2 separate regions of the Homo sapiens genome follow, and region 2 is linked to region 1. A link is an interaction called in ENCODE POLR2A ChIA-PET data of the cell type or tissue named here. Cell type or tissue: GM12878. All regions are shown on one strand. Links, peaks and the distances in the headings refer to the core of each region. The heading gives the core; the rest is flanking DNA. Region 1 has its middle 100 kb from the start of LINC02038. Region 2 has its middle 53 kb from the start of LINC02037.

The links. Peaks named below come from ENCODE experiments on the same cell type or tissue, not always from the same donor. Only the 100,000 strongest peaks of a DNase experiment are listed, where the experiment ranks them.
Region 2: POLR2A ChIA-PET joins it to region 1 with 7 read pairs; 1 of 35 experiments calls an interaction of 5 or more read pairs at or near these places.

What each region holds. Positions count from the first base shown.
Region 1 is chr3:193,741,432-193,744,348 of GRCh38, forward strand. No RefSeq gene overlaps it. Among named protein-coding and RNA genes, the nearest start is that of LINC02038, 100 kb to the right of the region's middle. RefSeq lists enhancers at 1,279-1,328, 1,349-1,398, 1,449-1,498. In GM12878, for the core only: no CTCF peak of the experiment used is centred there; DNase peaks (open chromatin) are centred at 1,300 and 2,660; H3K4me3 peaks cover 1,261 bases; H3K27ac peaks cover 1,965 bases.
Region 2 is chr3:194,193,249-194,196,165 of GRCh38, forward strand. No RefSeq gene overlaps it. Among named protein-coding and RNA genes, the nearest start is that of LINC02037, 53 kb to the right of the region's middle. RefSeq lists an enhancer at 487-566. In GM12878, for the core only: no CTCF peak of the experiment used is centred there; a DNase peak (open chromatin) is centred at 1,154.

The sequences.
Region 1 (2,917 bases), core at 187-2,686:
TTCACTATAACTACTTATTAGTTCTAGGAGGTGTATTGTTTGTTTTGTCAGTTCTCTTAGATTTTCTACATGGACAATCATGTAATTTGTAAATGAAGACAGTTTTATTTCTTCCTTCCTAATCTATATGCCTTTTATTTAAAACAAACATTTGTTTTGTAATGATATCCTCATGCATTTTTTTGGGGTCTATTTTTGCTTCTTTTCTTCCTTCCTTTTTTAAAGGCCTAAATTTTAATAGGACTTTAATGGATAAATGTCAAAAAAAAAAAAAAAAACCAAAAGACCCTTAACTTCTAACATTTATTTTCAAATCTTAACACTGCATTTAAATGGTTAAAGTAACACAAATTTATATATAAACCTAATAATTAGGAAGCAATGGAAAATTCTTATTCTAAGTAAAAATCATTCTTTCCTGCAGCTCAGAACTTTCCGGCAATTTTGTTTTCTTCCTCTGAAGTACTTCTTTTTAGAAATTCCTTTAGTAAGAATCTGTTGATGGCAAAATTTCTCAGTTTTTATTTGCCTGCAAATGTCTTTATCTTAGTCTTTTTCTTCAGTGATATCTTAGTTGGGTTTATAAGTCTTGATTGACAATTATTTTTCTTTTGCACTTTGTTTTTCTGTGTTTTTCAAAACCAGCTGGGCACAGTGGCACACACCTTTAGCCCCAGATATTTGAGAGGCTGAGACAGGAGGATTACTTGAGCTCAGAAGTTTGAGGCTGTAGTGTGTTATAATCATGTCTGTGAATAGCCACTGCACTTAAGCCTGGGCAACTTAGCGAGACCTCATCTCTTAAAAAAAAAAAAGTGTGTGTGTGTGTGTGTGTGTGTGTGTGTGTGTGTATTAGATCTATCTTTGAGTTCACAAATTCTTTCTTCAACTGTGCCTAACTTCATGTTTCATTTAGGTTTTTCCTCATCTGCTTAGTTTTTAATTATAATAACTATGATTTCTCATGTTTAAAATTCTTTCTGGTTGTTTTCTACAAATGCCTGGGCCCTTTTGAGATTATTTTATTCCTTGCTCATGTATTTTGATTCCCTCTTTTATTTCTGAAAACATTTCTTTTTACTTCCTTAAAACATAATTATTTTTAATTCTGTGTTCCATAGTTCATATATATGAAGTCGCTGGGAATTTAATTCTGCTTTTTTTTTGTTTCTTCTGATTCTTATTGGTGGTGGCTGGGTTTTTCATGTGTTTAAAAATTTTGACTGTGAGCTGGGTTTTGACTGTTCAGCTGGGTTTATTCGTGGGAACCCATGAGGTCTGGGTTTTGAGTGCATCCTTACAGAGAGAATACGCATTTGCTTCTCTGCCAGGTGGCCCTGTAATGGTATAACACGAGACCATTTTTAAGTTAACTCTTCCGCTGGGGGTTTCCAGTCAACAAAAAATGTGTGAATTTAATTCCTTGTGCAGATAAGTTTCATTTTCACCTTCCTTTACCAGTGGACAGTAAATCCTTTTACTGAGACTGTAGCTTTTCAGGCTTCTTACTTTATTAGGGGTCTCAGTTCCAATTTTCCAGCTTATTCAGGCTGAATATCTAGTCTTCTGTTCCCTGCAAGGCCATTAAAACTCCAGCTTGTTTCAGCGATTGGCAGATGCTCTCAGGATAGCTTTGGTTCAGCACGAACTCCCTCTTCAGTTTGGCACCTGGTGACTTCCCTTACTTCCAGGTCAGCTCAGCTCTGAATCTAAAAGTATTCCTGTAATATTTTATCCAGAATATCTGTATGCTTTATCTCAGGAGGGCTTTTCAGGCTCTCTGGTCATTTGCCAGAAATACCATAGCACGAGTTTCTTTCTAAACGTAGTCACTTTTTCACTCATTGTTAAATGTCACCTTTATTTTGAAAGGATGGATTATGGGTATATTAAAAATATCTACTAGGTAGCATACTACTGGCAGCTACCTATCACCAAACGAATAGCAAAGTTATAATAATTTGTGGGGTTTTTTGTAAGAGAAAAATGTGTACCTAAGTTCCTTGCCATGAGATGACTTATAGAATCTTCACAGTTACTTGCCATCTCCCATTTAAAATAATTACTGAATCCAACCTAATTGGACAAATATGAACTACAATGCCCTGTAATAAGCTCAGAATGATAGAGCAGATGAGGGTTTCTCCGTCTACCTGTCTAAGTTATAGACATCTCACTGACATGTCTTGGATTATGTCTGGGCATCATCAATGTTAATAAAACTTAAATTCTATGTTTTGTAATCAAATAAAAATACATAGAAGTTCTAATATTTTATTTCCTTCATGCCAGTGGCTAATCTCATCTTGGTTGGGGTAAGTTACTTCTGGCATGTAGTGGGTGGAGGCCAGGAATTCTGGCTTAAACATCCTACAATGCGCAAGACTCCCCTCCGTGGCTGAATTGTTTTGTCAAAGATGTTGAAAATGCTCAGTTTGAGAAGCACCGAGTCAGACACGGAGGAAGTGTGGCAATTTCAGGCTCTGGTTTCACTCCTCACTGCCGCCCTTCACAGTCCTCCTGATTCAGGTGTACCACGCTATGCTTCCTTCCCCAATCGTAAATATCCTCTTCGTGTCTTTTCTTCCAGAGCTTCACACACTTCATGGGCATGGTGTGTGAATTGTTTTCCAGCTGCAGCATTTCTAACTGAATCTCTGTCTCAGAGCTAGATGGTGTCCACAGGGTTCAAGAGAAGGGCACTTTTCCTAATCATTTACTTCAGGCTGTTATTCAGATGACATCATCCTTCTAAACCAAAGAGACTAGGAGGAAAAGGGGAGGGGGCGTTTACTTTTCCTGTAAAGCAAACTCCAGGTGACTGCAATACAGTATCTCACGTGGTCACAGGCTCTGGTTCTAAGAGCAAATATGAAGGTGGATGGGAAGAGATGGAGTGGAGAGTACGGGAACGGAA
Region 2 (2,917 bases), core at 103-2,602, 450 kb after region 1:
AAGTCCACATCCTTGATTTCTGCAACTCAAAAGCCAAGGCCTGGTGTGTTTATTCTCTGCATTCTGCACAGGTGTGCCTTCCTCGGGGTATATTGTATGGAATTTGGCCCTAGCAGTTTTGGGGGTCGGAGAAGATCACAAGGCTTGTGGCGGAGTGGGTGGAGGGGTGTCCCAGAGGAAAAGTATCGTCTATCTCCACTCAAACAAAGAGGTGTAAGAACACAAAAGATCACTTATGGAGTGTCCAAGAAAGATTTCATCTGATACTTTGAAAAATCAATAGACTTTCAACAGAAAGAGATGAAAGAAGCATTCTGAACAGACAGAAGATCATGAACAGGAAAATTAAAGCATATCAAGAAAAGATGTAGTTTCATTTGTAAGTTGTACAGGAGTATTTGCATGTAGGGGAAAACAATTCTAGAAGAGGTCAGGTCATGAAGGACCTAGACGGAAAGCTTTCTTTTTGCATTTAAGAAGCCACAGAGGCCGGGTGCAATGGCTCACGCCTGTAATCTCAGCACTTTGGCAGGCAGTTGAGGGCGGATCACGAGGTCAGGAGATGGAGACCATCCTGGCTAATGTGGTGAAACCCTGTCTCTACTAAAAATACAAAAAATTTTCCAGGAGTGGTGGCACATGCCTGTAGTCTCAGCTACTTAGGCTGAGGCAGGAGAATCGTTTGAACCCGGGAGGCAGAGGTTGCAGTGAGCCGAGATTGTGTCACTGCACTCCAGCCTGGGTGACAGAGCGAGACTCCGTCTCAAAAAAAAAAAAAAAAAAGAAGCCACAGAACGCTGAGTACTGAAGGTTGCTGGCAGGGTATTCAGGTCTGAGCAGCATGTTAGAAAGATGAATGCAGTGTACAGGACACAGAGACTATGGTTAGAGTGAGGGACATTCACTGAGGCCTGAACGAGGAGTCTCCTGCTGCTGGCTTCTCTCACTGTCTGGCCTGCAAGTTCGCATGTGCATTTGGAGTCCCTCCCTGACTCCAAACCTGTGTCTCCAACTCCCTGGAAGGTGTGTCCACTCGCGGGGCCCACAAGCTCCTTAACTCAATGCACCCAAAATGAAACTCTCCAAACCCTCTCCTCCACTGCCCCCGTGCTCCCCCAGACAGCTCACCTTCTTGGACTTCCCCTCACCCACTTCCTCCTTTGCAACCTCATGGTCTCCTTCATCTCTCCACGCTCGTCACAGCCAGATCCCTTAGAGTTTCCCTTGTATTTTTTCTTTTTCTACTAGACCCTTCTCCTTTCTAAGTCCTCTCTGGAACCCCCCAAGGTCAAGACATCAGCACCTCTGCCTCCAACATGTGCCACAGCCCGCTAATTGGTCTGCCTACTGCTGAACTCTCTCTGCTACCCCCCATTCTCCATAGTTCAACCACAATCTTTTCTAAACACAAAATCTCATCATGCTATTTCCCCCTTTAAAGACTTTTCTGACCGTTTCATGGTCTATAGCACCAAGAAAAACCTCTTTTGTTGGCATTTAAAGCTTTCATAAGCTGACACCAGACACTCTTCCAGCTTTGTCCATTGCTGCTCCCCCTGACATTGCAGCAGAAACTGAGGGGATCTTGGCTCTCAGCATCCAGCTGCCACACCCTTCCAGGAAGCAGCCTGTGATGGGATTAGGCCCCAGATGTTTACACTAGAGAGAAAGGGCCTTAAGACAAAAGGAAATCCTGGATGTGTGTCTGTTCAGGACAGAGGTGGGAGGAAAGCGAGAATGAGAATGTATCAGTTAGTTCTTCAAAAAGTCTGCTTGCCACCCAGTCCTATGCTACCAAAGAAATGTTTGAATTGTTATATGTTAAAGACTGAAAAAGGGCCTTCAAAAGAAACAACACATTTGGATAATATCTTATTCTGCAAGGGGCTGCCCTGGTGAGTGCTCAAGCTGGGGTCTTTACAGGTTCCTCTGTGACACAAAGTGGAGATTCCCAATTCTTCCTCTTACAAGACGCAAAAAGCTTCAAGGAGAAGCTTGGGAGGACAGCTGAGCTGGCGAGCGTTAATAAACACTGGAACCAATGGGCCAGCGGAATTGGTGGATCATAGCTAATTAAACTGTTTTTTCTTCTCTGACCCCCTGGCTCTATTAAACATAGATGATCTTAGTGAATTAAGTTTTGGCTGACTTGATGGTGTCCTGTCAGCAGCAGCAGCACTGGAGTCAGGAGGCCTGGGTTCTAATTCCGGGTGTGTCTCTAACTAGCTCCACGACCTTGGGCAGTCCCAGCCTTTCTCTCAGCCTCTGCTTCCCTATTTACCTAACAAAAGGACTGGACTCATTTGCACAGGCCTCTAAATACTCAGTTCTATATTTCTTCAATTTCATACCAATACAAATATTTCCCCTCTTTCTATTTATCTACCTCTGAATTTTACTTTTTGAATGACTTCAGTCCTCATCTTCTCTTTATTTTTTCTCCTCATCCTATCTGCTCAGCCAAGCAAGGCATAGCACTTGTCCAGCCATTTTCCAGACTCTTGACTTGGGTTTACAGAGTACGTTCTGCCCACTGCATGTGTTCAGGAGTTGAGCCTCCTTGGCTAGGACTCCAGCAGCCAACAGACCTTGGCATCTGCGCTGCCTAGGACACTTTCCAGGGCCGAAGAAGGATGAGACCTTCAGACTCTGATGCATGTGATGCTATCCTGTTACCAAAACTGTAGCATCCTTCAACAATGTTACCTGTTTGGATGATCCTATGTATGAAATTAATTTTTCAAAAGGGAAAGTAAATTCAAAGATAGGGTAAGCAGTGACCAAACTAAGGCCATGCCAGTCATTCTGACAGGAAGGAAATCCTTCCAGTCTTTGCAGTCTTGGCACAGCTCAACATTTTGTATCTGCTTTCAGGATGTTCTTGGATCCCTTGAAGTCAATAAACCTCATAATAAGG